2 separate regions of the Homo sapiens genome follow, and region 2 is linked to region 1. A link is an interaction called in ENCODE POLR2A ChIA-PET data of the cell type or tissue named here. Cell type or tissue: GM12878. All regions are shown on one strand. Each heading gives the region's core, and the rest is flanking DNA. Links, peaks and the distances in the headings are about the cores only. Region 1 holds the start of LOC124901812 (a long non-coding RNA gene). Region 2 has its middle 130 kb from the start of BET1.

Region 1 (16,357 bases), core at 8,632-11,131:
TTGTTGGAAAGGTTTTATCAGTTGAGATTTTGCTAGGAGGATGATAGGAGAGAAAGCCTTTGAGGGGGCAAAGGATGTGAGACAGGGCTCATTCCTCTGAGCCAAGGGGCATCTCAGGAGGTAGATCTTGGCGCCTTGGTTCAGAGCATTAGCTTAAGATTCTCTTACTTACATGGGTAGGGACACAGCGAGTCAGGGAACTTCGAAAGGACCAGAGTAGGCAACAGCCATCAGGAATCAGTAGCAGCCGGGATATCAGCAGCTCATCCCCTCCAGGTACCACAGAAATCTTTGAGATTCTGCCATAACCAAGGGGAAAGAGCCTGTCACAACTGATACAAAACTCCTACTGCTCTGAAGGATGATACAAGGTGAAGAGTTCATGCACACTCAAGTTTGTGGACCAAAATTTGTACCTGCTAAATACATGAGAGTCTTGGCCTTAAAAGCAATACCTTGGGCTGAAGGGGATCGGGGAGAGGTCAAACCACCTAAGTTTCTGCCTTTAGTTTTTGGCAGAGCTTCTAGAATATAACTAAATTTTTAGTACACACTCAGTTCAAGATATTTAGTACATTACTTTATCTTTATAGTGTCCCTATAAGGTAAGAACTCATTTTATTATCCTTATATAGATGAGACCAGACCAGTCAACTTGGTGAAGTCACTCAAAAAGTATACGGGGAAGCTGGCTTCAACCCTAGGCAGACATGCCGAAAGCTTATTTCCTTAACTTTATTCCTGTGTTCCCTCCCTATAATCTTTATTCTATGCCCTACTAGTGAAACATACACACTAATAAGCCACAGGATAGGAAGGCTGTCAGCAGAGGACTTATTCTATTACTTTTCCTCCTTGATAATGTGAAAAACTCTGATGAAAAAGGGCTGAACAAATTCAAATCCTCACTATACCAAACTTCCTTTTAGAGATAACTGGAAGAGAAGCATCTCCACTATTACCCAACTTGCTCTTCTGGTGTATCTCTGCACATTTTTTCCTTCTCTGACAACTGGAAATTTTTCTCTGCCAAAGACTACCTGCCATTTACATTCATTCATTGTGCTCTGATAAAAGGACATCATAGCTTTAAAGTGACAATTCCACCAAAATAACCTTCAAAGAAACCATCCCAAATCAAATGCATATAGATCTCTGTCTCCCTGCTCCTTATCTTAAAATGAATATTTGAGAAGAAAATCCTTTTGCTACATATTCCCTGGGAAGGAAAATGGATTGCACTTTCCATACTTGAGGCAGGATTTTTGATAAACTTTGAGATATTTTGGTACTTTATGCACCTGTCACTTTCTTCTGCCATGGTAGTTTTGTTTTCTGACAACTCGTATATTGATATTAAGAGGCCAGTGGGAAGGTGACCTAAATAGGGAAAGAATTTCCTAAATGGTACTTGTGTTGAGGAGCGGCTTCTCCATAAACCCAGTTCATGGTGGAGGCCTTAGGAATAAAAGGGCCCTAAAACTTTCCTGGTGCTCAATTCTGTATTCCTCTGTCTCCATACAATGCAGTTGAGAAAATCTGTATGAGCTGGAGATTGGATAGAATAACCTGTCCATTTTGCTGTATTCAGGAACAGAGAGAAAGGGAGACAGAATGGATGCCTCAACGTAGAATTACAGAAACGTTAGTAGCTTAGTAATTAATGGTGAGATTTTGGGAGTTTTATTACCAGTTTATATTATTTTTTAGGATTCACATTTTTCTAAAGTGGGTATCTATCATTCATATTAATAATTTACAAGCAAAAAATGAATAAGATACATAGAAATAGCCTTATAGGACATCTGCAAAGAAAGGGAAAACTATATAACTCTAGCTTGAAAGTATCCCTCATTACCAACTAAAATGGTACAAAATGTTCTGTCAACCACAGGCAATGCCTCTGAGAACCTTGGAATGGAGAAAGGGAACAATGTCATCTGCACTCAGTCATGGAGGAAACAGCTGGACAAGTCAGCACAGGGCGGAGGTGACCGGTGGAGGCGACTAGGACTTCTTCAGGTACCTGGAGATCACTGAACGCTGGCCTTCCAGACCCCTTTACACCAAGTGCGCTATCCTGAGGGAAATGGCCTGCCTGAAAGGGACTAAATGAGTTTGGCCTTCATGCTCAGAGAGGCACAGCAGAAAGTGTAGGAGGAGATCAGGGTCTTTTGCTGTTTGCTGTCTCTCTACTACCAATCTCTGAAATGCCTTTCTTTAAAAAAAAGAAAATGAAATATCTTTATTGGCTTGGATTTTTCTAATGACAGAAAAGAGAAGTGAGGAGACAAGATTGGGAATTGAGGTCAGAGAAGCATCCGTGGGTAGACGTTGCATTGTGAGGCGACGTCGGGGATCTACTGATTAGCCGGTCTGGCTGCCGCTCTCCATCCACACAGGGCATTTGGCCACCCATTCCTGCTGATTAAGGGGCAGTGTCCTGGCAGCTTCTGATAGATAACTTGGTTGTTTTGTTATAAGGAGCTTTATTTCCTCAGGATGAATTATGAAGATTTTTCTTTTTGTTGTTTCAAAATAGGGCTGTCTTATCTGAGAATGTGTTAATTAAAGTTATCATGTATTACCTTGTTTCTAGTCCTACACATTTGATATGAACAAATTACTGTTTACAAGACAGCTTCCTGTACTTAGAATAGCAGCTGTTGTTACTCCACCAAGAAGAGCTGCCCAGAGGGGCTAGGGCATGAGGAATAGGTTTGGAGACAGGAAGAATAAAGGAATGTTCAGATCTAGCTCGAGGGCAGGCGGGACACTTGTGGTGGGATGGTTGGGTCCACTTCGCTTTCTGTTTTGCCTCCTAACCAATCTGATGTTATCTACTCACGGACCTCCATTTTCCTGGTGCACTCTTTTGGCTGGCCCTCCTGCTAAATCTCTTTGCTGGCTGAACCTTAGCCTTCCCTAGCCACAAGCCAATGAGAAAATCACTACCTCTATCTCACTAGGTTGGAGCGTAGCACTTTGGGAATGGAAGCAACAAGTCCTAACCTCACAGTCAGTCAGGCATTCAACTCAAATACATGATCATTTATTCAGGAGGCATCTGCTGTGTGCAATGGCTTTGGGACAGCACAGAGAGAGATGCAAAGATGGAAACACTGTCTCTACCCCAGTGTAGTTTAGGACCTGTCTTGGGAAGAAAGCAATTGTTTCCAATAACAGTAGTAAGAACAGCAAGAGAGATGCAGTGATGTAGAATGGGAAGGAGATTCAGAGCATTCTTGAGTGAGCTGCTAATTGGAGGGCTGAGGGGATTGTGACTTCATCCTTTGCATCCAGGTGCTGCTGGCGTGTCTGGTGCACAGTGGGTGCTCTGCAGTGTTTGCCAAGCCATTATTGAGAAGGGGTATCCAATGGTGTGCATACCCCTTCGAAAGGGCTTACTAGTCATGTGAGGTGCTACTAGAGAGACAAGTTAAGGTTTTGAATGAGAGATGAGAGTTGGAAGAATATTCTAGTGGAAAAAAAGAATATGAGAAACAGTTCAGAAACATGGAATCCCTGCTCAACTTCCTCTGCTCACTGCCCCCGGCCACTTCATCCAGGGATGTTGAGGACAGATTTCTCTACAGGTAATTGGAAGCAAGACTTACTTGGAGAAAATAGTTTCATTGGTCTCTTGTCTCTGACAGTACTCACAAAGCCTCCTTGCTTGTTTGCTTCCTTCCCTTAATCCCATTCTTTCATTCCGAACCTTTCTACGTCTCCCTTAAGTCCTATTTTCTTTTTCCCTTGTTCTGAGCTCCCATCACCATCTTTATCCCCTGTCAACCAAGGAGACAGGGCACAGGTGCAGTTACCAGGTCACCAAGCTAAACAAAGGGCTTTAGAGTTGGTCTTTTTTGTGACTGTCCTGCCTCCCTCTAGGTATTTATCTCTTTTCTGTGGGTAGCATAACAGAAGCTCAGAGAGTTGATGTGCCTGCAGCATGACATAAGTGGAAGTCACAAACATTCATTTTCCACTTCTTTATTTTGCCTTCTGAGTCATGGTGCCTCTGCATAATTTAAACCTTTTCTCTCCCCACTGCCTTAACCCCTGAAAATCTGCAACAAGTTCACATGCATCCTTAATTCTCCACTCTAGAATTTCAAATGGAAGTTTTAAACAATGTTTTGGCTTCTTGTGAAATCTGAGAATCCAGTGTATGTCCTTGGTCTTACAATAAAAGGCTGGTAAAAGTCCTTTTTTTTTTTTTAACTTCCTCTTTCTCTACTCTATTGTCCAGTTTTGGCTTTCCTATTTTCCCTCATCTTTGTAAAATTGCCTTCCAGATGTCTCTTCAAATGACTTGACAGCAGCCCTGTTATCTTCTAAGAGCCTAAAAGCACTTTGGCTGCTTTAGAAAAATGTGTTTGTTTTTTCTTCTTATTAGGCAGCATCTGAAGTCTCTCTGAAAACACAAGAAAAGAATATACAGAGAACCTCCCAGAAACTGCAAGTCCCATGGAAATTAAGGCCATTAGTGTTTTGTATAATAAACAGTCACCTTTGCATTTAAAATGGACTATTTTGTTTTGGATATAGGTGGAGTAGGATATAAATGTATACTTCCTTGCTTCTTAGTTTATCATAGGAATCTAAGAAAAGAACTAAGGATAAGAGAAAAGGAGGAAAAAAAGACAGCTCTGCTGCTTTTATCTCAGGTTATTTCAGAAAAAACAAAATGATAACCCTGCAAAATTCTCAGCACTCTTCACTTTGGTTCCACCGCTTTCAGTGGGTGACTTGTCTGGAAAGGAATCTCTTTTAGCCTTCCTGGCTAATGAGCCATGGCAGATAATGCCACAAGGTGTCACTATTGCTAAAATCGCTCTCCACCTACAGGATCGATTGCGGTTATGGTTATGTGAATGTGAATTAGATTTCACTTTTGTTTCTAAATAGGCTCCCTGGGAGAGGTACTTTTTGACTGGCAGTGTTCGCTGCCTCCTTCACTCCAAACAAACAAACTATGGCTTTGGCTAAATTATCTAGTGAAGCTCAGATTTCTAATATAGAATTGAGTAGGAGATAATTTCTGTCTTTCCGGGTAGAAAACCTTGGTATAGCTGAGTTTCAGATGCAGCACTTAGTAGGTACGCAACAAAAGTTAGCTCCCCTAACTTAAAAGCGAGGAATGGAGTTGGAAAGTGTGCATGGGGAAGAGGGTGGTAACTTTTTGAGGCCCCTTTCTTTCTTTTTCTTTTTTTTTAAATTGGATTTCAAAGCTGCAAAAATATCAAACACAGAGGTCTGGTTGTTGTTAACAGCTATGCCATAAAAAAATGTTTAGGAAAAGCTAAATACTATAGCTTCCTCTTACATAATCACCGTATTAAAGTCTCTAAGAGGTCCTGCTATAAAGAAATCTACTTAATTTTCTTTACAGTTTCTCAAGTTTCTTTGAGCAAAGAACATATGTGTATATATATGTGTGTATATACACATACACACACATTTGTGTGCATATACATGTGTAATATATTTATATATGTGTGTGTGTGTATAATTATTATTAACATCTAAATTGAAAAACTTTAGTCTTGTTTAATTTTTGATGTACGTATGAGAAAATAGAAACCTAGACAGTAAGGTTTGGTTCACAAAACACATGTCTTATTTTAGAACCACTACTGTGTTAGAACTGGCTTGTACCAGCTCACAAGAGCCAGCTATGCTCTTCTCTTCCCAATTCTGTGTTTGATGATGTCAGGTTGATAGCTTGAAATCAGCCACTGTGGGAATATTTACACCACAGAAATCAGCAAACACTACAAACCATTTTTTCTTTTTTTCAAGAGAGTAGGTTTACCAGTATGCTACTGTTAGAATCTAGCTGTTCAGATTCCCAATACTACATTCCTGTGATTTTTCAGTTTCTAAGGCACTTTGAAAATAGTTTGGCAAAGAAATGACAAAAACTCCTACTACTGTTCTACTATATGTAAACATGTGTGTGGGGGGTATAATATATATGATGCCTATATATCATCTATAATATATGTCATTGCAGGGAGAAGCAGAATATTTCCCTCATATACTAGGAGATATTTCCATTTTCCAGCTGGGTTCTAACTGGCCAGACCACAGTCAGTCAAATTTTAAGATGGAGAAGGAATGTTTGCTAACTCTTCAGTATCTCTTTTAGCTCAACTCTGATTTCTGGGTAGCTTCAGGGGCCAGATCAAATCAGTGGCTCTATCCATCCCACAGCTGGCTTAAGATGGCTTATTTTATAGACCCATGGAAGGCAGGGGTTCAGTGACTTCCAGGTGTTTCCCATCTGTTCTAAAAATAACTTTTTCTTTCTTGAACCCATCTGTCTATCTACTCTATCTATCTATCTATCTATCTATCTATCTATCTATCTATCTATCTATGTATCTATCATCTATCTATCTATCTATCTATCTATCTATCTATCTATCTATCTAGTTTATCATAGGAATCCAAGAAGAGGTATCCAATGGTATGGCTTTAACCAGATAGACCAATCACTAGACTATATATATATATATATACACACACACACACACATATATATATATTCAATATATTAACTCCTCATCACTGATATATATTAATCAATATATATCCCTCACTGGAATACCTGCTCCATGCCAAACACTACATTAGCTATTTCTCATCCCCAGTTTAAGTCTTATAGAGAAAACTGAAGTACAATGAAGTTGAATAACATTTCCCCAGTCACACCACTCACAACCGTCTGCCAGACTTTAAATGCTATGACCCTTCCCTTGAGCCATTTAGCCTTCCTTCTGTATAGAGAAAGAGGGGCAGAAATGATCTGCCTGGCAAGGATATTCTTGGACAAGAAAATATACCAGAACCAAGGAAGAAACCACTCTTTTGGAGAGGCTTCTATCAACTCTCTAAACTCACATTTCCCTAAAATAGGAGGTTGGAAATGGAGAAGTTCCATGCCTTGTGGGGGAATATTACAAAAATATGTTGGGAGACATAGAGAGATTGCTGCAGTTGATTGTTGGGTTCCGGACAGAGAAAATCTAGAGAAAACTAGAAGGTTAAAGTAGTTTTTGCAAACAAGTTTGGGTGTTAAGCCAGAATGACAAGCTTCTTCATGCTTCTTGGGAAATGGCTTCAAATCATTCATCAGTGTTTCAGTCATGACAACATTAACAAAGGCTCTGTAATTTGCAGTGCGATTGCAAACAGAAAACATAAAAAGCACATAACCTGTGGGCTGTGGCATTGGCCCTATCCCGTGGGGCTACTGGGTTGTTTGTGGGTGCTGTGGAGGCTCAGTGCCCAGGTATAAGAGAGTTGGAGACACTGGTCTGTCCTTTGCTTATGCCTCCAGCTCCACTCTTAGTGGCAGTGGTTATGAGAACCCAGAATTGCAATAAGACCAGCTAGGAATCCCTGGCAGTGATGAAGAGGACCTGACCACTCCAGCTGCATAGTTTTTATTATTATTATTATTGGTTTGCAGGATAAAGCTCTGGAGCTATGAAATCACTTTTGCATTCAGGCTTGGATATTCAATTTGTGTTCGCTATGGTCTACTGGTGAACTTCACACAGGTTTTTCATCTTGAAGAGTTTATATATTTTATTGATAAATTTGAATTCAATGCTACAAAATTTGAACTTGAAATCATATCCTATGCCACTATTTATGACTCAGATCAGAAAGGTGCCACTTCTCTACGACAGAGTTCAGTCACTCATGGTCAAGCTTCCAGAATCAAGCCTTCATCATTTGAGCATGGATGAATTGAATATCTTTTTAAGCACATTGTATGTTGGTTTTATAAACTGGTTGCCTGTGTCAAAAGATCCCTGTACTGAATAGTATGCTGTAGTGGAAAGGTCAGTAATGTAATCTGTCATGATCACAACTCCTTTCCAAAGGGGTTCAAGAGTTATTTACAGGTGATTGCTTATATAGTTGGCCATGTTTTGTACCACATGACATTGAATTATTCTTCCACACTAGGCCCATGACCTGTGATCAGGTCAGAATTTGAACATGAACACCTAATTTCAAACTGGTCTAGAGTTGTGTGCCATGAACAGTGGTGGCAGTGTGGACTTTGGCAGCTGTAGAATAATATCTGATGAAAGAAGTGGCCAAGAAGAAAAAAATATCAAAATGTGGCCATAGGGTTCTTCCACCATGACAGTTGCTGCAGCTTGTGGCTCAGCACTGGATTGGTCTCATGGTGGACAGGCCTCCTAGTGAGCCAGTAGATGGAAGGTTTAACTCATGCACTCAAATAGTAAGAATCTACAAATATCCCTGAATTGGGAATGAAAGCGTTTTAAGAATGAAACAGCATGAAAATATAGAATCTGATAGAATCTGAAGTTTAAATAAAAAGTAAGTAAAATATTAAATAGAACAGTAAGATCTAATATCCATTGGTGTTATTAAATGCAATTGATGATCAAACTTTCACTGCCTACTATTTTATTTTAGACCTTGAAAAGCATGACAGATTCGAAAGTTAATTATGAAAAGGGAGGGAAACATCATCACAGTCTTTGTGTGCTTATCTTTATCCACCACAGCAGTTGATTAGCACTGCTTTATCTGAGGATGTTACAATGCAGACACATCAACAAAGCTCATTTATTAATTCTGTTAATGAAATTAGATTGTCAGAGCTTGTTTCTAAATTTTTGGATCAAAGCTGAATATTAATAAGTAAACAGATAATTGAAAATAGAGGAGTGCCTGCTCTACAGAACCCCCCATTCTCACCCCTCCACCATCTTTGAACCTGTAACATTTACTATATTTGCTTAGGTCACCTATACTTGGAGGACCTTCTATTTATTTGTTGTATGGGAAGCAGATGCTTTCTAGTGGGACAGTCAATCGCAATGTCACTCCTACGTGCTTCTTCATTTTTCTTTTTGCTCTTCCCCTTCATTATAGCTTGTCTCCAACAACACTGGTCTCCTCACCATTCGCTAAATACAATTTGTTCTTCTGCTTCTATGTTTCCATTCATGTCATTATTTCCAAAAAGAATGCCCCTTCCTTCCAATTCTCATCCTCAAGTCCTACCCATCCTTCAAAATGCAGCTAAAAATGACTTAATTTGGCCCCCAGAGCAGGATATGATCTTGTCCATCTGGGGTCATCCAAAAAAGTTATTTTCAAAGTTTGGTGTATATAAGAATCACTTATAGAGCATGTCACAAATGTAGATTCCTAGGCTTTACTCCTAACCTTTCTGATTTAAACAGATCTTGGGTGTGGCTCCATAAACTTCATTGTTTTTAAAAGTATCACCAACTAATTCGGATGCACTGTTTGTGGACCATTTCTTAAAAGGATTGTATAAGCCAGACACCTGACACCTTGTGTTTATTGTTTTACATTTTCTATTTGATTTGGATCTTAAGAGATAAAATGACATCATTAAATATTTTCAGAACAAATAAATGAAATTTCGCCGGCCAGGAGTTCAACCATCATTTGCTCTGTGAACAGCAGCAGGCAGCTGAAGTAGTAATCTTCTCAAAATCAAAGATTCTCAAATCCCACTGTAAAGGTATCTACCAGGTGAAAAGGACAACATTAAGTAACATCATGCACATCGGTGGTTCTTATCAATGTCCACTGAGTGGTCTTGACCCTTGATAAAATTTTCACCACTCTATCTAGAAAAGCAATAGGGCAATAGGATACATTTTTAACAAAGCGCTTACTTTTCTTTTTAAATTTAAATATGGTGTTTTATTTGGGAACTATGTTTTTCCTTTTTGTTGCTATTAAATGCTTTTTTTAATTTTCTGCATGAAATAGTAATACTAAATGACTATATTTTTAAACATCTTTACTTAAAAAATTTGCCTCTATAATAGACCCCGTTTTTAAAAAATGACCAGCTACTACTGGTCAGTAAAATGATAAAGTCCAAATACCTCTTAACTATGCATTAATTCCAGCATCTCCATTCCAAAGTGCATCTCCTTTTCCTAAGACTCTGATATGTGATGTATGGTGCAGCTGCTGGGTCTCTGTATGATTTTTCAGCAAACCCTCTGCAGACAGTGCTATGAGGAATAGCTCCACTTCCTTGAGGAAACACTCTACCCTCAACATTGACTTTCTTGAGGACATTCCAGACCTTTGCTAAATAGCTTATTGTGATGCCTTTCAGTTTTGTTGCCTTAAGAGTGTCACTTTTTCTTATGAGATGGTGGCAGTGAATGATAGAATTTAACACCCTTGAAATAAATTGATACACCCCTGTGATGCTGCACAAAGGACAGAAAACCACAAAGTACTGGAATTCAAGGACTTTATTTTGATTTATCTCATTTGTATTACTACATTGAGTTTATTATATTTCTACCAAGGAATAGAAGTTTATTATTAACCCTCAAGCAGTATTTCCTTGACATAGAATGATAGTGCAGCAAAGGCACTCTGAGATGTTTTTCCTCTGATGTGGAGGGAGCCATCCACTGAGTTATCTGCACTTCCTGGCTGGGAGTTGCTAACAGCTCTGTCTCTAGAACAGATCAGACCTAATGATCATAGGACATTCTCTATCCAACTGCAGAAGCCAAGCATCATTTTTGAGATAGTTTTTAAAATTCTCATTATGAAAATATAAAGCCTTGGTCCCTGTCTTTAGAATTAGAAGAAAATTTGTCACTCTTTGGGGCTGTAATTGTTTCCATAAATTGCCCATAGTTGAGACTTGATGCCAGCTAATTTACCAATACCTTCATAGGTGGCTGAGGAGTCTAAATATATGGTCTGAATTATTTGACAAACAACCATTGTCTCAGTTCCTCCAACCATGGAAAAAATTATGGTTTTTCATTAAGCATACATCTAGCTAAACTTAGTAAACTATTACTTTGCAGAGAAGCTTCGATCCTATTTTACTTAATTTGCTTTGTATTAAAATTGTTCAATTAAACCCAGGAAGAAAAATAAGGTGTTCCTCTAGTGTTTATATAAAAACCATTATTCCAAATGAGTTTCTGTATGAATATACGTAGTATTTTGTCAAAAATTAATAGTTTTGACTTGAAAAAAATCATAGTACTATATATTAATTATCCAAAGCAGTGGTTTTATTTATGACCTCTTTGACACAGCTTTCACCTTAGTAGTCTCAACCCCAGAAGCCATGAAGAAAATAGAAAAGGAGCTGAATGTAGGTTTTCAACCGGAACAGTGGTTAATTACTTCTGTTCTACACTATTTGTGCTGTATGGTCAGTAACATGCTAATGAGTTTCAATTAAGTTACCTTTGCAAAACTGAATTGCCTTTGCAAAATTCTGCCAAGAAACAGAAATTGGGTCATATAAGGTGGGATATTAAATAAATAGTCTCTTGCTATCAGTGAAAATATATGCTTAACCCCTCTACTCTCCCATTATCTGTGATTCAGGTCACTGCTGTGTGTTATGGGGTTATGATCATGACTGCAAGTGGCTTAGAAGGAAGTAAAAGACTTAACAGACTAAGCAGTTGTAGCTCTAACATGTTCCATGCAACCTGAAAGGTGTTCATTGAACTGTTCTATCCTAAACCTTGACAGCACAACATGCTGAGGTGGGAAGGTGACTGGTCTGAAAAAAGGGGCTGGAATTAGAGCAACATTTGTCGACATGTTCTCCCAGAACACTAATCTCTTAAAATGAGAGGGTAAAAACATATTCTAGGAAACACTGCATATTCTACCTTCCCTTACCACCTTGCAGATTTATATAAACTGAAATGTCTGAAACTCCTGCAATTAAAGAAAGACCAGCAAATTATTTAAGCCTGTTAACCAATATCTCCTGATAGTTTCCCAAACTAAATCCTTATTTTGAGAACCATTCATGGAATTGGTGTTCTCGCATCTGCGAACAGAAATTTTAGGAGGGTTCCTTCCATTCCCAGAACTGGTAAGAGTGACTCATGGTGCTGAAACTATTTATATAGACAATGTGGTGTGTCCTCAACACCTGCTTTCCTTCTGGGAGTCTGGGATTTAGGTATGTGCTTGGCAGAGGGTCTCTATGTGATTAGCCCCAGTATAAACACTGGACAATGGGTCTCTGAGTTTCTCTGGTTGGCAACGTTTTACACGTCACAACTCATTGCTGGAGAGATTAAGTGCATTCTGTGTGACTCCACTGGGAAAGGATGCTTGGAAGTTGACGCTCAATTTCCCTGAGTGTCACCCATGTGCCACTTCCCTTTGCTGATTGTGCACGGTATCCTTTCACTCCAACAATCACAACTGTAAGCACAAATATCTGCTGAGTCCTAGGAGTCCTCTTAGCAAATTATCAAACTTGAGGGTAGTCTCAGTAACCCCAAACAGGTGTAGCAAGCAAAACAGACATGACTCTACCCTTGCAGAACTTACCAGCTGAGGATGCAGATATTATTATCAACAAACAATGCTTACAAAATAATCACTTATAAATGGAAAATTTAGATAAGTTTTTTTTTTTAAGGAGAAGTGCCAGTTTCTGTGAGACTAGTAACGGCAAAACGGAATCTGAATTGGGGATGTTAGAAAGGCTTTCACCGACGTGAGGATTAAGCTCAGTCCTGAAAGATGGGTAGTAGTTAGTTACTCAGGACAAAAAAAAGGGAGAGGAGCAATTTGGAAAGAGGGAGTAAAAATTGCAAAGGCACTAAGCCTTGTGGAAGATGACACATCTAATAAACAACAGATCAGAATTTTAAATAGGTTTCCAGGACCTCTGTTGAGTGGTCTTCCATAGCACTTATAGTACAATACTGCTTCACACCAATAGCATATAAAGATTTTCAGTCCGTTTTTTCTCTGATCTTTTCATTCCATTGCTCTGATCTTGTCACTCTGATCTTGTCATTCCATTGCTGTGTATATCAGGAAAAAAAGTCCAATCATGCTAAGGACCTTTATGGATTGAGCCCAGAGTCAAAAGATCTGGCTTCTTTTATATATGCCTTATTAGGGAACTTCTGTCTGCTCTTAATATTCTACATCTTGATCCAGGTGGTATATACCTGAAAGTACAGTTTGTGAAAGCCTATTGAGCTGTACACTTAAAATCTGCACACTTCGTCACAGATGTAATTTAGCTCAAAAAAATGTGCTGAAAAAAAATGTGAATTCCTACCCTGTTACTATCTTGCCCTGTTATCAACATGCTTTTGTTTTGTTTTGTTTTTTTACTTTGGACAAATCATACAGTCTCGTTGAGCCTCAGGTTTATTATCTATAAAATGAATGAGAACATCTGCCTGCAGTTTTTTCAAACTTTATTGGAAATAAGATGTCTTAATTAACAATATTATCTGATTGAGAGATGTGATCTTAGCCTGTGATGCCATTTTAAAAATTCATACTCATTTCAGTTGCCTCTCAATTATTCACTGTCTAATTATCTAATGTGTCAGTTTTCTAGACTTCAGCTCTTCTCTTCCAAACTGTTTACCCACAAGAGGTATTTCAGCAGAAAATGTGGAAATAAAAAGAACAATTTTTATTTTTTTACTTGGCACAATTTTGATAGAACAGGAAGAGGAATAAAGTCTTGAGTTTATGTTTTAGTATAGTTTTTAGATTGTCAATGTATTTCCATTTTGTATGCTAACTTGAATCTCTAACAATTTATTTTGATAATTAAAAATAATTGCTATCATTTATTGACTATACATTGTCATAGATCAGGCATTACATAAAATAACATATATATTATATATAGATAGATGTAGGATTACAAGAGACTTTTGTATAAAACTTTACTGAATTAAGAAAAGAAACATGACCTTTCTCATGGAAAAAAAGAGTATAGTTGAAAAAGTAGAGAAAGAGAGGGGATGGGGATTGACATAGAGATTGAAATCTTAGGAAGCCTTTGGAAGGACGTGAAATAGTGCATGACATGTTAGAGTAAGTAAACCAAGGCATCACAGTGCTTGAGACACTGAGGTCTGTCTCTAGGGCTGGTTTAGGTAAGAAAACAAAGACAGGACCTTTCTGTCCTGTTCAAGAGAAGGAGGGCATTGGTTGTTGGGCCCTGCATACAAGATTAACAAAGAGGAGACACAGCTTTCTGCTTCTGCATGATGCCCCATCAGCATCAGCCAGGCCTTACTCTCATCCATTTTACCTAAAAGAGGCTGACATAAAAGACTGTAACACATGTGGTAGCTTCTCTGAGAGATATTCTTTAACATATGAAGCCTTAATAATGAGGTCAGCTTGCTGAAAGGGGTGACAAGGTTGAGGGCAGGCAGAGTGGAGTGGAATTGTGGCTGAGAGGCAGACCTCAAGTGAAAGAAATAAAAGAAATCTCTGGATAAGTGAATGCTCTTAATATCTAAGCTGGTCACAAAGTAACTAAGAACAAAGTTAAGAACTTTATGTGTCTAACTTTGTGTCTCTTTTCCTCTCCATTCTGCTATCACTTCCCTGGAGCCTTTCGTCTCATCTGTAAGTGAAAGGCATAGAAATGGGTAGTCTCCAAGGTCATTCTCAGCTCTGACAGCCTTGGATTAACCCTTCCACGTGAGTGCAGCCCTTTGTACTGTATGTAATACCACATTTCCTATGGGGAGGAAACTAGACTGCAGCACAGAATTATGAATTTGAACTTCGAAATTTAAACTGTTTTGATTTTCACTGTTCTCCTAAGGCAGCGGTTCCTGTTCCTTTAGTATTTGGAAACTAAACATAGTTCTTAAAGCGAATTGGTGAAAATGACTATTATCCATCATTCAACACTGAGGTCTGTCTCCAGGGCTGGTTAGAGGGCACGTGGCTATTTGAGGTGGAGGGAATGGAGCAGGAGAAAAGTTTATTATGCCAAGTACTGTGCCCGCTAGAAATCTCAGGAAACCCAGTCTCTGGAGCTCCATGGAATTTGGAACCACTTGGAGCTTGAAATAATTCACTTCTGCCTAAAGAAAAAAAATTTCCAATTTTTTTCCTCTTGAAATATCACCAGTTGTTCCAGACATTTTAAAAAATAGCAGTATTTGGACATTTTAAAAAGAGTCAGCAAGATTCAGCTTACATTTGCCTTGAGGCTTTGTGACTTTATATTTCAAGTCAATTTGAAAAACAGTTTGAGATACCTGTTAAACTTTGAACACAGCGGGATTTATCTATCTCACTTTTTGAAGCTACAAATAATCCTATATATTTTGGTAATGAGGTAGAAAAGAAGCAAACATATCCATATTTCTAAATGCTCTGACAACAGAACTTGCTCTACTTTGGACCCATAAAATGAACCCAGCAACAGTTCCCAAATCCATCTTTTGGATGAACCTAAGATAATTCTTAGTTCAGAATGGCCTAGAGAGAAAACTTAAATATCTGAATCAGGTGGAATCCACTTAGAGGCTGGTTATTTTAAATGACATTTGCACCAAGAACTCTGTGAATTACAGGTACTGACAGAGCTGTTTCATTTATTTCATCAGCTCATGCTGCCAGGGAGGCCCCACATATATCTGAAAAGATGTACCATAATAAGTTGTGCCATAATGGAAGCGGATTTTTGTGTGTGTGTGTGCTTTTAAATGACTTCATGTGAAAGTAAATTAAGGCCTCTTTGGATGGTCACTAATATGTCCTATCGTCTTAGGTTAAGTTCCTTGGAAACAGATTCTGGGACAGTTATTTGTGAACAGAAAGTTTACTGGAAGGAAGCAAAATTAAGCAGAGGAAGAAACTAAACTGTGATATAGTCACAACTATGGTCTCAGCTATGAAGCTGTGATTGCCTTTCAGATTTGTCCTGAATTAAGGTAAGGGCCCCAGGCCTTTGTACTTCCTTTCCCCTCAGGTGAGCAGTCATTGGAGGAGGACTGTTCTTGGGGAGAGGGGAACATATATTTGAATGAGACAGAACTCTTGGGCAAGGGAAATTTCTGGAAAGCAATTCAGCTATGAGCTGAAAGTAGGCTACAGTCCTGACATAGGCAAATAGGTGTCCCATTCTTAAAGGGAGAATATGGCCTTCAAACCACAGCATCCACTATAGTCCACCCCTTGGGCTGCTCAAATCCACTTACTCATATAAAAAACATTTACCCCATCAAAGACAGCTCCTTCAGGATTCTAGTTAGTCCCTTTCCCTGGGAAAATTTAAAATAAGAGTATCACTAAGATAAGCTCTAGCCCTGTTTCTGTACTTAGCCTAAGGAGCTCAGGTGACATTCGTCACTTCTCGCCTCCACCAACTCACCCTTAGTTACCACCTTTTCTGGTTTAGATGGCTTAAATATTGAGGCAACTCAGACACTTATCCATAAAGCGTCTGATCCCCTGGCCACTGTGCCTTTTCAGATGATGGCTGTTGCACTTATCAATTTACTGCCAATTTGGACAGGGT
Region 2 (16,357 bases), core at 5,120-7,619, 51 kb before region 1:
AGAAAGGGGGATGGAGAGAAATGGAATTAGAAGGGTATACAGAGGTTCTTACTTTAGCTGCAATGTTGTATGTATAAAACAAAGTAAAGATTCAATAAAGCACAAAGAGTTATATGAATTTTCATTGTTTATTCTTTATATTTTAAGTACATCTAATTAAATATTTTATTAAAACAACTTGTATAAGAAGTTGCTCTGCTCAAGTATAGGAGAGCGAGACTCATATCCTCCAACTATACTGGCTACTCCTTTTTAGTCTTTTTGATTGATTCTTTTTCAGCTCGTGGATCTTTGAACATTTATGTTCTCCAGGGCTTTAAACTGGGATAGCATCTCTTTTTTATCTACACTTGTTCCTGTGTGCTTCTTTCCAGTGTCTTGGTTTTAAAACCGCCAATATGCTTATGACTTTCCAATTTCTATTTCTACCCTGAACGTCTCGTAACTCCCCTTTGACTCATTTATTCCACTGTCTACTCAATATCCTCACGTGTATGTCTGTTAGACATCTCAAATATAGCATGTTCATTACCCAACTGCTGATTCCCATCCTGAAGTTTCCTTCCTGCAGCCTTGCCCATCTCAGTAAACACTAACTCCATCCTTCTGGTTGCCCAGGCTTCAAACCATGGAGTCAACTTAGAATTCTCTTTCTCTCATATCTCATGTTCAATCAGTTAGCAAGTTATATGATTCTACCTTCAAAATATACTCAGAATCTGACCACTTCTCTCACCACTTCCACTGCTACCACCTGGTCAAAGCTAATACCAGCTTTGGCCTGGATTGCTGAAATAGTCAACAGATCTGATTACTTCCACTCTTGTACCTCTTCAATCTATTCTCAACACAGCAACCAGAGTGATCTTTTAAAATGTAGGCTGTTATGTCACCATTTGACTCAAATTTTCTAATGACTTCCCACCATTTACAGAGCCAAGCCAAAGTCTTTCCAGGTCCAAAAGGCTCCACAGGGCATGGTTCCTCTCTATATCTCCATATTAATTTCCTACCTCTCACTGTCACTCTGCTACTCCTACTGACCTCATCGCCCTGCCTTCCAAAATCTGAGACTGGTCTCAGAGCCTAGAGGTCTCTATGCTTCCTATCCCTTATATCCTACTTTATTTGTCCACATAGTTCTTATCACCATTTGACATACTATCTACTTCTCTATCTACTTTTTATTATCTGTCTTCTCCCCTATAAATTAAGTTTCATGAAGCCAGGAAAGTTTGTCTCATTTATTGCTATATCCATCTAACACATAGTAAGGAATCAGTTAATATTTATTGAATGATTTAATAAGTGGTGATAAAAATACCTTTATAGAAAGAGTGAATAACTGACACAGAATCAAGATTTTAAAAAATAATCTTGATAGATTAGAATTATGCCGATAAACGTTTTATGGATATTGTGAAGACCTGGATTTAGATGAACAAAAATCAATTACACAGAATAGGAATGTACTTATTCCCATGTAAAACAAACTAGCATATTTAAATTGATCAAACATTTCATATCTGTTAACTTGATTGATGTAAAAAAGTGTAGATAGACTACATTTAGAGAGGAAGATGAGAGAAAGCTAATTAATGACACTAGACAGAGGTCAGATTTTAATTCTCTGGGGAAAAGAATAAAATCATACTTGAACATCTTCTACTCTTCGTATGAGTCTAATTTATACTGAAATGAGATACCAGTTTAACTGTCATTCTAAAAATTAACTCTCCTTAGTTTTCTAAGAACATCCATTCATTTTTGGTAACTGTCTTCCATGTCTCTCCCTTTGCAGCATTATCAATATACTTCTACTTTATTGATATTTTAATTGCAGATATAATAAATCTAGAGAAAACTACACAAAACACAAATACAGAACTTAACAAGTTGTTGAAGCCGAGCAATGGTGAATCTAATACACTTTTCCTTTCCTGTGCCTACTCCTAATCTTCCAGGTATTTATTCAAGTCTTTTATCCTTTACGTTAGTGTGTTACCTTTCTTTATTAAGATTTTCTTAAAGTTGATCTCTCCTAGGGAAGGAGATACAGGCTCTTTTTAAGGAGGGATCAAAACTTCTCTTTCTTTCCATCAAAGTCTCTCTTCAGGGCCTTGAACATTGAAAGAGCTCAGTAAGTGTGTGTTGAATACACAAATGAATTAAAAAGTATAGTTGTTTCAATAGATGGTAAGGATGCAGGGGTACATGGGCCCCAGCATACCACCAAATAATGAAATGGAATCACTGTAAGTATTGAAATAAATGAGACATATTATGTGATGATCAACCCTCCCTTTCCTATTTTTTAATGCCTAATTTAATAATGGAACATTTGATATTGAAATGTTAGACTTTATGAAGAAGCCACAATTTAAATGAACCAGTTAATGAGGTAGAGAAAGAAGGAGACAAGAACAAGGCTTTCACAGCATCTTTGCATCAACAGCCAGACCATGATGGGAAATGTTCGCTTACTGCAGGAGACAAGGAACACAATCAAGTGCCAAGCATTAAATGACTGCTATCTAATGTGCTAATTAGGAGAACATAGGCTCTTTCCTTTTTATACAGCCCTTCCCGAACTGCTGGTTATGACGATAAATTCACCTGTCTCCATAGAAAGGGGAAACAAGCAGAGTCCTCAATTGTGTCAAGTAAACAGCATCTCTACCATCTCCATAGAATATAACAGCTTTCTGATGTCAACATTGTGCTTATTGCTTCAGATGTACAGAAGGGCAAATAGTAATCTAAAAACACTCATTGCTTTGCTGCATAAAGCTAACATTGATAAAATTTGATGAGTTTTATCCATAAAGAGAATTATGTGAAAAGAAAAAATTTAGTGCTTATCTGCCCTAAGTCCCTCACCTTTGTAGAATGCTTGCTCCTGAAAACGTTATTCCCCAACGAGCAATGTCTATCCACCTTTGTAAATCAATGCTGCTGCCAATTATTTTAAAAAGCAGTTCCTTTGGCTGAAAATCTCAAAGTGCTAGAAGACAGAAGAAAATTCAGTGATATTCCGAATTCTACTAAGCAGAAGAACTAAATCACCAAATCAAAAAGATTCAGTTACCTTTAGTGCCTAGACTTCTGAATTAAGTTTCCAGAAAAATTTTAAAAAATATGACAATGTATAAAATGTAGGACAGGTAACATCTACTGGAAATCACATAAAAATATAAAAATTATGCAATAATACCTCTAAGAATATTTTTGTGATTTGATTTAGAATTTCATTATATTTGTAAGATCAAGGCAGACTTTCCATTCTCACTTGCTTTGGGATTATTTGCCTTTCTCTTTGTATGGTTCCTTCTACTGTCCAAATTCTTCTACCAAAGGAATGTATAAAGTTTATTAATATCTCAAATTTATTGTTCATTTCTGTCTAAATGAAAGTGAAAAAGAAATAGAGAAGACATCAAATTTAGAATACAAAAGAGACACAACTCAGAAAGAAAAAGAAAAATAAACTTAAATCTGATTTCAAATTAGAAAGCAATCCAAATGCTCACTAATATGAATTCAATTACATTATTTGTTTAGTAATTATGTTATGAGAAGCACTGAATGTCAGACCATGCCAGGAGCTGACGATTACAGCTTACATTTAGGTAGGGGCTATGTCAGAATGCATGTCAGAACTGAGAACTGGGTAGAAAACATGGTGGTTGTATTTATTAGATAGCACCATGTTACAAATCATCCCCAAATCTAGTTGCTTAAAACAGTAATCATTTTTTCCCCAAGAGTTATTGGGATGCCTAGTGGTTCTCCTAGTCAGTGGCACTCTAGCATGCCAACTTTAGATCAGTCAGGTAGCTTTGCTGATATGGGACAGACTTTCTCTGAGACCTTGAATGGGACAACTGAGCATACTCAGCTCTGCTCCATGTAGTCTCTCATCTTCCAGCATGATAGTCTGTTCTTGTTCTCATGATTAAGGTAGAAAGCCAAAGTGTCCATGGCCAGGACTAGCCTGGCATTCTACACATTTACTTCTTCCACATATCAAAAAGAGGTCAAAAGGGTAGTCACATCAAGTCATAGGGTAAAGAAATAGACTCTACTAATTGAAGGGAGGAGCTGCAAAATCACATTGAAAAGAATGTGGGTAGAGGAAAAGGTGAAAAATTGTGGCCGCACAATGGTTTTACTTGGGGACAAGAAGGAACATAAGGTAACCTAAATTTGACTTCAAACTAACTCAGCTAAGACAATGAAGTTTACTAAGTGAGAAAGATACAGGCAACAAGGCACATATAAATCCTACTCACCAGTTAGGTAACAATGTCTTCAGACGAAGAGAAGCTTTAATTCATTAGTCAGCATAGGTAATCAGTATTTAACACTCAGGCACCTGGGAAGTTAGGTGTTGCTAAAACCTAGTGGTAAGTTCTGCCTTTACAGTGATCTGAGATCAGGGTGGGGCTGGGCCATTAGGTAGGGAACAAAGATGACAGTTCTCAATAAACTACATTTTATTGCAGAAAAGTTTTGGCTTATTTGGAAGACTGTGTATACTAGGGTTGATTGCTTCTAGAAAGTCCAGTAATTTCCATAACTTCGAAGCCACACTTTTATTTGACTCTAATTAGTTCTTGCTTTCCTTCTGACAAAATCCCTTTGGTCTCCTTTACCACATATACAATGTTTCTTTGTTGTGTTCTCAGCTTAGGTACATCTGGCTGAGAGCAAATATTCAACAGTGAAAAGAAATGAGAGGCAGACTCAGCCATTCTCCTCTGATTACATTATGACTCAGGAGGACACCCACCAGTAGTTTTATTCATTATTGGATATTAAAATCAAAGGCCCTTAATATGCAGCAACAAAGTTGTCCAAATTGAAGCCCATCTGTGCATCCTTGTAGAAGTTTTCACAGCATGATACATAGGCAATTTTCATAAACTTATTAGTTTTTCAGTCTGCCCCCAAGGACTGAATAAAACTTCAGCATTTTCTTGATGCTTCTTGGAGCAGCACTAGCTCTTTTCACAATCTAGATATTTTAAGACAAGATTGCACTGAGGATGAAGGATGCAGGCACCAATTTTAAGAGCTGTCTGCTGCTTTTAGGCAGCTCAAGGTGTCTGTCCCAGGACATAGATCTCTTTTCTCCCTCTTACCTATCTCAACTGATTTCTGATAACTCCTTCAGCTTTTAGATTTTTGTGATAAACACATCAGATCCTAGTAACTCTGGCCTCAGAACCTCTGCCTTTCAAATTCATCTTGCCTTCTCTTGTCATAAATATCAGTGAAGGGGACTTTAGGAAAGGAAAACATATTCTGAGTGAACTTCCAATGTGTGGTTCTTCAGATGCTTGAAGAAATTTTAGAGGCAACAAAATTCTGCTGCTAAGACCTGTACTTCAATTGCCTTTGATTTTGAAATTAGAGATCTGCTTAACTTCTTTCCCTGCTCACTTAACAACTTTCTTTTAGTTCGGGTCCCATTTCAAATGCTAGAACATTCTTCCTAATCTTCTTTCATGGTTGAAGGGACAAAGCAAGAGATCATATAGAAAATGAATTCCAGAAGAGTCGAACAGATCTGCAATTAAATCTTAGAGAAATTATTTAAACCTTGCTAAGTTTTATTTTCTTCATATTCAAATGAGGTTTAAAATTGTTACTACTTCATAAGGTTGGTGAAAAATTATTATCGTTGCTACTAGACTAGGGAAACGACTCACTCAATCTTCAGAACTGTCTTAAAGACAAACAATATACTACCAGACAGAAGCAGCACTTTCTATAGCACTTGCCGTTAGTCAAACTTGGTTACAAGCACTTTATATTTATTAACTGACTTAATACTTATTACAAGTACTTTATATATGTTAACTCATTTAATGCTCACAACAGGCTATGAGGGAAATACTGTTATTTTTCTCTTCTTGCACGTAAGACAACCTGACACAAGAGTTCATATGACCCAGCTGAGGTCATATGACTGGAAAGTTTCAGGGTCAGAATTTTAACCTAGGCAGTCTGCTTCCAGAGGCTGTTTTCCAACCATCATGTTGTACTGCTTCTGGAAAGAAAATGCCCTTTGCGGAGGAAGAATGCCACAGTTATTGTAGATTTCTCCTGTAGTTGCATAGCTCTAATTAGGTGTATGGTTTATTGACTGACTTGGGTATTTCAAAATGATTTCCCTTCCCACTTTAGAATATAAAGTCCTCAAGGGCAGAGACAACGTGTATTGTTTTCTTTATGCTGAGTACAACTTTCTGTATTGCCGTGGTCTACACCAGGTCTTATTGTCTGGCTTGCTCTGTCTTGCATTTTCCCACAGGGTTTCTAGGAACTTTAAATAGGTCCCAGGAGCTGAGAGTTAAAAAGAGCTGTGGTTTGGCCTCCCTCACCCCCTTGTGAAATTCTCATTAACACTTCTGAGGCAGCAAAGCCCTTGTTCATGTAAAAGAATTCTAGCATTCTGCAGAACCACACTCATTTCTGGAAGCTTCTGAAATGACGACGTCCACAGCTGCCAGTTTGGTGGTGAACCCTAGCACTGCTGAGAGTCTCACTTGCCAGAGCCAGTGGGTTCCCTGGACCAAGGTTCAGATGCTGTGGAAAGCTGGAAGGTGAGAACAAAACCAAAGAGAAGCCAGAGAGCTCAAAGGAAAGAAAATACTGAGCTGTCTTTGTCAGTCAGTAAAATGCTTTTTCATTTGAAGATTTTTGGAAATGTTTTAAAATTATATTTTGTAGGCAAGCAAAATGTCATTCTTACAGACAATTGAGGATACTGCAGGAGGCTGCATAAGGTACATTAAGTTTAACAGGTAAAGGGTTTAATATGAAAAAAAATTATCCTGCAATTTGCTATCCTAATAGCTATATACAAAATAAATCTCATAATGTAAAATTAACTTAATATTTCAAGAATCAAATCTTTCCCAATTTCAAGTGTTTACTACAACACAGAACATTCATGAGGTGGAATATATTTTTGACCACTTTGTTGGTGCTCTAGTATTTAAAGCCTGTTTGGACTGTCCTGCTTAGCAGTCAGGGAAATGTGGGTGCAAATCCAAGCTCAAATTCTTGTTCGATGTGTGACCCTATGGAAGTTATTTAGCTCTCTCTTAACTTCAGTGTCTTCAACTATAAAAAGGGACAATACTATTTCTACCTCTTAGAGTTATTTTGAAGATTAAATCAGATATGACATACAAAGTGCCTGGAACTCAGTAGTTGTTCAATTAATGCATACTACTATTTTGTCTGATAAATTAGATCCTGGCCATTTATGAAAACACAAATATCCTGAGAATAGAGACTTTGTCTTGTTCACTGATATATGGACATTTTAAAGAGTGCCGGACACATAGTAGTAGCTCAAAAAAATATATCTTGAATGAATAAGTATTTGAAACATTTTGGGCAAGTTTGAGTTTTGTAACAGGTTTGTAGTGAAGACTGGATCCCATTCTGTATTAGCTGAAGAGATGTGAAGCTTTCATGTAGACTTCTATATAAGTGTCACGTTAGAGCTAGTTTCTATTTCAGATCATACATGATTCTTGACTTTTATTCCCTTTCCTTTTCTCTCTCACTCTTTCTTTCTGGTTCTCCTTTGCGTTTTTTTTGTTGTTGTTGTTTGTTTGTTTTTTGTTTTTTTTTTTAAGAGATGGAGTCTTGCTCTGTCACCCAGGCTGGAGTGCAGTGGTGTGATCTCAGCTCACTTTTGATCCAGTGTTTATAAATTATCAACCCTTACCCTGCTGTGAGGATGGTGATCTATTTTCCTTAGTTGACTGTCTTTCACAGACGTTGTTATCAGAAACTTCTGAGTTTTAGGGAAACTGGCTCACTTTTAAACTCTGTGTAAATTTTGGTTTAGTGAGTCTGTGGGAAAATAGAAGTAGGAATAAGGTAATTCTTTCTTCTTCATGCTACGATATTGTGGTCACAGGTAGTCCAGAGGAAAATTTGAAATAAAATGTGGGGATCTCAACAATGCAAAACTCATTCTCTAAAAAGAATTGCACAGAGTTCCCAGTAATTATAAATTATATATTTACACATCAGTCTGAACTCACTCTCGCAATACAAAGATTGACACATCTGATTTAAGATGAAAGGGAGAGACCGATATCAATGCAGAACTTGTATTACTCAAAAAACTGAATTTTGTGGGTGTGGGGTCATAAACAGTCATTCCTTGGTATCTGTAGGGAATTGATTCCAGGACCACCCCTTCCATACAAAATCCACAAATGCTCAAGTGCTTATATGAAATAGTGTAACATTTGCATGTAACTACGCACATTCTCCTATATACTTTAAATCATCTGTAGCTTACTTATAAAACCTAATACAATGTAAATACTAAACAGTTGTTCTATTGTATTGTTTAGGGAATAATGACAAGTTTAAAAAGTCTATACATGCTCAGTACAGATGCAACCATCCATTCTGTTTTCTGAATATGTTTGATCTGCCGTTGGTTAAATCCACAGATATAGAACCCATGGATAGGGAGGGCCAACTGTATTATTGAAATTTTGCAATAATTCTACAAGGAAATCACATACCTAGCCCACTGTGAAAGGGTCTGGCATAGCTCTCATGATCTGAGCTTAAAACTGAGCCATATTTATTAACAGCAGTGAACTAAATCCTCAGGTTAACTGGGCTGTTCTGACTCCATGAGAATCTCTTAGCTGAGGCTTTAGGAGACCATCATATCCTATATTCATTATTTTATATATATATATTTTTTTTATTTATTTTGAGATGGGGCCTCACTCTCTCACCCAGGTTGGAGTGCAGTGGCGCGATCTCAGCTCACTGCAACCTCCATCGCTTGAACAGAAGGTTCAAGCAATCCTTCTGTCTCAGCCTCCCAAGTAGCTGGGGACTACAGGCACATGCCACCACTCCTGGCTAATTTTTGTAGTTTTTACTAGAGACAAGGTTTTGCCATGTTGGCCAGGCTGGTCTCAAACTCTTGACCTTAGGTGATCCACCCGCTGCGGCTTTCCAAAGTGCTGGGATTACAGGCATGAGCCACCATGCCTGGCCCAGCCCCTGTATTCATTCTTTAGACTGGAATCTGCAGGGAATAGGAGCAGAGACATGATCCTTACTCTCTCTGAAGGAGCCGCCCTCTGATTGTATCACAAACTGAACACAGGTTTCACAACTAGAGAAGAGCTACATGAGAACTGCTGGACTCTGAGGGTGAAACAACCATACAAACAGCTTTGTGGGCCAAGCAGTAGAAAAAGAATTTATTGACAAGGTGGGACTTGAATTGGAACTTGATGGTGAATAGGACAGAGAAGACAGAGGGACAGAGGGAGTGCAATCCTTGTAGCAAGAATGCCATAGGGAAATAAGTCCCAGAACAGTGCGGGAGAGTGGTGGAAAACAGGACTGAAGGAGAGTTTTGATATGAATAGGATAGGCATGGGGTTGGGGGCTCTTTTTTTTTTTTTTTTAAAGAAAATGACATTGAAAGCATAATTTATTCAACAAATAGGAATTGAGCACCTACTCTGGGTAAGCCATCAAACCAGATAAACAGGTCAAACTCTTTGCTGTAAGAAAGCTTAAAATTCATCAGAATTTATTTCAGAAATCTTGTTTTAGAAAGATGTATTTGAGTGGATGTATGTATTAAATGAACATTTCAGGAAGGGTTGGGAAAAAAAATTTCATTATTATAAACGTAAACACTGTTAAAGCCTTCATTAAAAATTCTTCAGCTCCATTCTTGGTCCAAATCTACTTAAAACTCAATTGCAGCACTTAATGGCACAAAAATATCTGTCGTTCACAAAATGTCTCCAAAGACTGGCATTTAATTTTGTTCATTTTCAGAGTTTGTGATATGAATTCTGAGGGTGGCTATAATTTCTGGATTTAGATCCTTTAGCCTGATAGCTCCCTTTTAGGGAGTTTAAGATGCTCATTCTTTATACTGGCTATGACCTGCCAGGGTCTCTTACCCAAAGCAGATACTAACATCTGTTGTTTTCACTTGGGATGCCTCAGATTGCATGAGCCATATTACTTGTCAAGATTAAACAAGTGACTCACTGTGTTTATCTTTCTGCTAGCTTCCAAAGTCATGTTGCTGATATTGAAATGTCAATTCCTTGACCTTTGGATGCACATGGGAGTCTCAGAGAACATTCCAAGCATTTGAAAGTAAGTTGTAAAAATCTGGTACTGGAAAGAAACATAACTTCAGTTGAAGTCTTTGGGGTTAATGCAGTACTGTATTAAAACAGCACTCTGTGTTCCTCGAGGTTTACTTGAGCAAATTTAGACAGCAGTGTAGGTTAATGTAATTACTCCTTGGAATTGCTGAATTCTTAGTGATAAGTGGCTTGGAAATAAGTATTTTTCTTGGGCTATATATTTGTACTCCTTAGGTACATGTACTTGGGATAGTGTCCTGTAATCTGTTATGCAGAACTCTTCCTTCTCAGGAATGCCCAAGACTCTGTACAGTATTATTCTAGTAACATCTTGATGAATAGGAAAACATTTTTACATCCCACAAACTTGAACTGATTAAAATGAATATGATTGTGACTGGGTAAAAGGCAAATGCAATTTTAAACAGTAATTAGCAAAATGTGTATTCCAGGGTAAAAATGAATATGGTCAAGGAAATGAGGCATATCAGGTCTTTCCACTCGCCTCACAAATCTTCTATGAATTAATAATCACTGACATTTTTATGAAACAATGTCATTCTCAGCACAAGTCTCCGCTTTCCACATTATGACTGCCTTTATAAAGGCTTACCTCCAAGTGAGAGGAATTAAAAAAGAGTCTTCATAGTACTCTTCAAACAATTGCCAAGGAAGCAGTAGAGGGAAATAAAGGCCCAGCTTCTTCTGCCCTGAAGAATTCTGGCAATTGACATAAAAACAATGAGTACATTGAGAAGAGAATCTAAATGCTATATAATTACAGAGTATTCCAACTAGATGAATTATCAGAGAAGACCCAATTGGAGAAACAGGGTCTGTGACAGTCATTACCTTTTAAGAGTCTTTCATTAGATTAAGGTAACACAATCAGAATTTTCTACATCCATTAAGGTCCAATAAAAATACATGAGAATGAACAACGTAAAACTTATTTGTCCATTAGTGTAGTTTTACTTTGAAGTAAAAGCAAAAGTTTCTGCTATATTTCTTTTCCTAAAAGGAGTGATAAACTTGCATTTGAAGTTTGAAACTCTTAGTAATCAAAGGTTCTCATCCAAGAGGAAATTTTCTTTATGGTTAAAGATTATTTGTTAATCAGAATGAATTATACATTCAACATTTTATTCAGACTCTCTCTAAATTAGTTTAACCTATTTGGAAAGCCTTTTAGGGCTTTAGTGAGAAAGTGAATTATTGAGATTAAAAACACAGGGACTTCCTTGCAATGACTTTACGGCTCCACATACATGTAAGAGGAGTTCCATTCAGTTGCTGTTGTTTAAAAAAAAATGGAACATCAAAGCAAACAAAGAAAATTTCCTGCCTCTATACTATTGGGATAGTAATGATAAGAGTAGTAATAGCAAAACGAGTCAATGGTAAGACTTGAAAAGGGTCTTCCAACATCTTTGATGGTAGTTTTGAAAATGTTCATAACGTATGGTGCTTTTGTGAGAATTCATAGATACGTTTTTTTCCAAAATACCTTCCACAAGTTATTTGATTTTATACCCAGAGAAGACTCTGAGGTATGAAAGTCACATGCCATTGCACAATTTTAACAGATTAATAAACTTAGGCCAAGGGAAATAAAATGACTTGCTTAAGATCACATATTTAATGGCAATTGGGATTAGACAACTGACTTTCCTGGCTCTGAGTCAGAATCCTTTCTGTAATAACAAACAGGTGTTTTTCTATCATCTACCATCACAGCTGTACCTACATCTCCATCTCTAAAGAGGAATGTGCTAGTGACATCAAGGTGGCAGTCACCTCCATAAGCCTATGTGCATGCATAAATAAATCCTCATGTGCCCAGAGCCTTTCCTTGAAGAAGCCTGATAAGCATCGACTATTCATTCTTATGTTTTTTTTTTTTTTTTTTTTTTTTGAGATGGAGTTTCACTCTCGTTGCCCGGGCTGGAGTGCAATGGCGCGACCTCTGCTCACCGCAACCTCTGTCTCCTAGGTTCAAGCAATTCTCCTGCTTCAGCCTCCCGAGTAGCTGGGATTACAAGCATGTGCCACTACGCCCGGCTAATTTTGTATTTTTAGTAGAGACAGGGTTTCTCCATGCTGGTCAGGCTGGTGTCGAACTCCCGACCTCAGGTGATCCGCCCACCTCAGCCTCCCAAAGTGCTGGGATTACAGGCATGAGCCACTGCGCCCAGCCCACTCTTTTTTTCCTTGAAAACTGGCCCGGCCCAGTTTTTTCCTTGAAAACTGTTCCATGGGTCACAGCACCATGATGTCAGATCATATAAGTTAGGTTCTTATGTCAATTACAGCTTTGGGGCTTGTGTTTGATAGGTAACATGAGACTCCATCTTCATTCAAAAGTACCTGGGTGCCTAACTGCTTCCCACCTTCTCAATGTAAATGGCTCAGAGGAAAGGGTTCTGCTGTAATATACGCTGATGTTTATAGACAGGCTGGAGAGCTCTTACAATAGGCACTCTCAACCTAAGGTCATTGGATGGATGTACTTTGGGGAGTCTATAAAACTACTGAAATTATACCTGGAATCTCCAAGTATGTGCATGTGGTTATTTTTCTGGAGAAAGGATCCATAAACTCATCAGATGCTCAAAGGGATCTGTGACTCAAATAGGTTTAATTAAGAACAACTGCTTTCTGTTTTATTCTTTTGAGCATTTAGCAGAACAAATGCCAAAAATCTGTAGCTTTACAGCAAAAGGGAAAATCCTAGGAATGCTGTTAGCAAGTTGAGTTTTCTAACATGTGAAACCATTACTACTACCTCCTAAGGGAGAATATGAGAATGATGTCCATAAGGATTAAGCTGATATAAGATAGACATGTACAAGTGTGCAAATTATGTTAATATAGATATGTTTCATAAAAAAGGCATATGTCTAGCCAAATGTCCTGGGATTTTGCTTTCAGCTGAGATTCTAACTCTGCCTTTACATCATAGAATTAAACACGGTTATAAAATAGTCCTTTGTTTTAAAGATTGAATTTAGGTTATTGTGTCTACAAGTCCTCCTCACAAATATGTAAGGTACATGAACAAGAAAAATTTTCTTTTGTGGCAGTATAGGAAAATTTTGAAAACAATGTAGGACATGTAAATAAATTATAGTTAATTGTTAATTATTTTTTCCAGTACACAATGCTAAAAGCTGTATATTATATATGAACTCAATACTGTAAAATGTGTGTGGTGGATAAGACAGTGAATATGCTCAGGAATTGTCCAGAGGAGGGCTGTACTTAAACAGATTGAAAGTGGGGAAATAAATAGAAAATGATAGATAAGTGAAAAGGAACACAGATTTAGGGGAAGGACTGATATTCCCTGTAACACCCACTTTGCAACTAGTTAGTTTCCAATTAGTGTTAGGGGATATATGCTACATTTTCTATGGAGGAAAAGCTTAAAATGATGGCATGGCCAAGTATTCCCAGTGCCTGGTTTGATACCTGACACATACTCCATAAATATTTGTTCAATAAAAAAATTGCTCTTTAGGGGGCTACATCACTGTGAGCCACATTCCTTCCAACTGCATTTTGAAAATTATACCATTTCCAGTAACAAAAAAGGTGACCTGTACTTGACTCCTCAGTCATGCAAAGGTGAAACCCAGTAGAAGGTCTGGCATGGTGGGCTGGCTTGCACAGTACAGGATCTCTTAAATCATCATTATCTCAAAAATTTATTTGAATGTGTGAAATTAATATTTTCTCCAACAGACCTTCCCTTATCTGATCATTAAATGATCATACATGACATTTATTGAAAACTCATTCCATGTCAGCCACTGTCCTAAGTATCCTGCATGCAAAATCTCAGGCTCCACTCTAGCTCTTGGAGTCAGGATCCACAGGTTTACCAGATTCCCAGGCCATTCGGATGCATACTGATGTTTGAGAAGCAGTGAATTCATTCATTTAATTCTTGCAACAGCCATTTGAGGTGGTGCTATTATTATTTCCATTTTAAAGAGGGGGAAATAAAGGCACTAAGTTGAGTTACATACGTAAGGACACTCAGACAGCAAAGGGTGGAGCCAAGATTCAGACCCAGAGAGGCTGACATGGTATCTGTGATCTTCACCACCTTACTACTTTTCTGTTTGATAGCACTACCACCAGCAGCAATCCCAAATCCATAACAGTTATCATAGTAAAAGTAATGACACCTTTGAGCAGGAAGATTAAATGGAATCTGGGGAGTTCTGCAAAGAGGAAGTCTGCTGTAGCACAAAGGACACAGGATTTGGAACAAGTGAGATCTGAGTTTTGCCTCTTATTACCAGCGTGATCTTGTACTAGTAATGTATCCTATCAATTAGTTTCCTCATCCGTTAAACTGGGCTACAATTTCCCAAGTTGTTGTAAGAATTGATGATAACATATTCAATCTACCTTGAAAACTATCTGGAACTCAGTAAGTGGTGATGCTTATCCTTACTGGAAAGGGATCTGCAATTATATGTTTGTCATAAGTAGCTTGAAATATTTATTTGAACATTAGAATAGTTACAGATCATCGTGAGCAAATATTCAAACAAAACTTGTGCTTTTTCCCTCGTTATTTGAACCAGAAGAAAAGCTATTTTAAAAAACTTTGCCAGCTTTGGTAATTATTAAAGAGTTAACTTAGTCATTTAGAAGGAGTAGGTTAGGTACAACAAAGGACAAGTCATTTTGCAGGCATAGGTCCACTACAATAAAGTACTGAAGGAGAGAAACTTCTGGAATTCTCTATCAGTCTCAAGATGTATCTGATCCTTAGGCTTTGTCTTTATTTTCTAGGAGCTCTTTGGGATATCTTTGGGAATAACACTGTAGGCAGACCCAGAATTGTTCTGGGACATCACCAGTATTAGTTCCACATCTGACAGATAGAGGAGAACAGATGCAATTTCCTTGGAACTTTAGAGAGGTAGAAAGGAGAGTAGGCTGTCCTCCTTTTCCTTTTGGTCTCTGATTTCTCACAAAAGATGTTAAACTTATCCACTGAACTTTGGGTTTTCAAATTTGGTTATAAACGATTTCCTTATGTGCTGATCATGAGTATAATTGAAACAGTGAGGTAGGGGTTGTACCTAAAATCACAGAACCACTTCTCTTCTGGCTCTTCTGGTGTCTGTGAAGATTCATGGTCAGGCTAGGTATAGGGGAAGAACAGAAAAATAAGCTCTTAGCTACCTAAGGAAAGGGAGCCTTGGCCATTAATTCAGTTATCAAAGCCCTGGCAGCATGTTAACACAATTGGCCCACTCTAAAGCATACAATCTATTTTTCTTTATCTCACAACTGTTTCCTCAGTACTATTAGGTTCTTACACAAAGGTTTTCTGAGAAGTAAAGCAATTATATTAATGTTGTCAATCATTACTGCCAGGCTGATCAATAAAAACAATGTTAACCCTACTAATTAATTGCTAGCAATCACCTAACTAACTTGAAGAAACTATTAGTTGCACACAACTGAATAAGGAAATGCTCTAAGTGATGTTTATAATGTGCCATTTGAAAAACAAAAAAATTCAATTCTTCTCTAAAATAGAACCCTTCAGCTCTAAATAAAACAGTAGCCTCTTTCTTCTATTTAGTTTTGGATAGGAGTATATTTTTATATTGCAATTGTCATGCATGGCTTCTGAAAATAAGTCTGGAATGGTCACTACAGATGTGTGAATTGTATAAAAGTTACTTGAATAATATTGTTCTGTCAGTCAGAGATAGCCAACCCCTTCTCAGACCTCATCATGACTGAATTGTCACCTGGTTTGGGGGCTTCTAGTTTAACAATAGCTGAGTGGGCTTCTTGCTTGGGACTTTTGGGAAACAAAGGAGTCATTCAAATATTCTTTAATAACATCAGCGAATTGTATTGAGATCATTGGAAATTTAATTTTAGTGTATCTAACTCAATTCAATATTTTTCTGCAGATTTAAAATATCATGAGCTTTTATGCAGGTTGAGGCACTACTTGGGAATAGTGCCTTGGTTTTTTGACTGAAATTGTCAGTAGAACTATTTATGCTGAAAGCTAATTTTTCTGGGATTGTAAGGCATCTCAGGTAATCTGAAATTTACATGTTATCTCTAATACAGTATTTTTTAAAAAATTAAAATGATTTTTGAGTAGTGAGTTAAAAATGCTGATTCCTGAG

What was found. ChIA-PET counts read pairs that join two places held together with the same protein. Peaks named below come from ENCODE experiments on the same cell type or tissue, not always from the same donor. Only the 100,000 strongest peaks of a DNase experiment are listed, where the experiment ranks them.
Region 2: POLR2A ChIA-PET joins it to region 1 with 5 read pairs; 2 of 35 experiments call an interaction of 5 or more read pairs at or near these places.

Annotation. Positions count from the first base shown.
Region 1 is chr7:94,076,408-94,092,764 of GRCh38, reverse strand. LOC124901812 (a long non-coding RNA gene) reads left to right here and starts at 2,964. Exons shown (of 2, transcript XR_007060642.1): 1 at 2,964-3,596; 2 at 4,400-4,527. In GM12878, for the core only: no CTCF peak of the experiment used is centred there; no DNase peak of the experiment used is centred there.
Region 2 is chr7:94,123,717-94,140,073 of GRCh38, reverse strand. No RefSeq gene overlaps it. Among named protein-coding and RNA genes, the nearest start is that of BET1, 130 kb to the right of the region's middle. In GM12878, for the core only: no CTCF peak of the experiment used is centred there; a DNase peak (open chromatin) is centred at 6,393.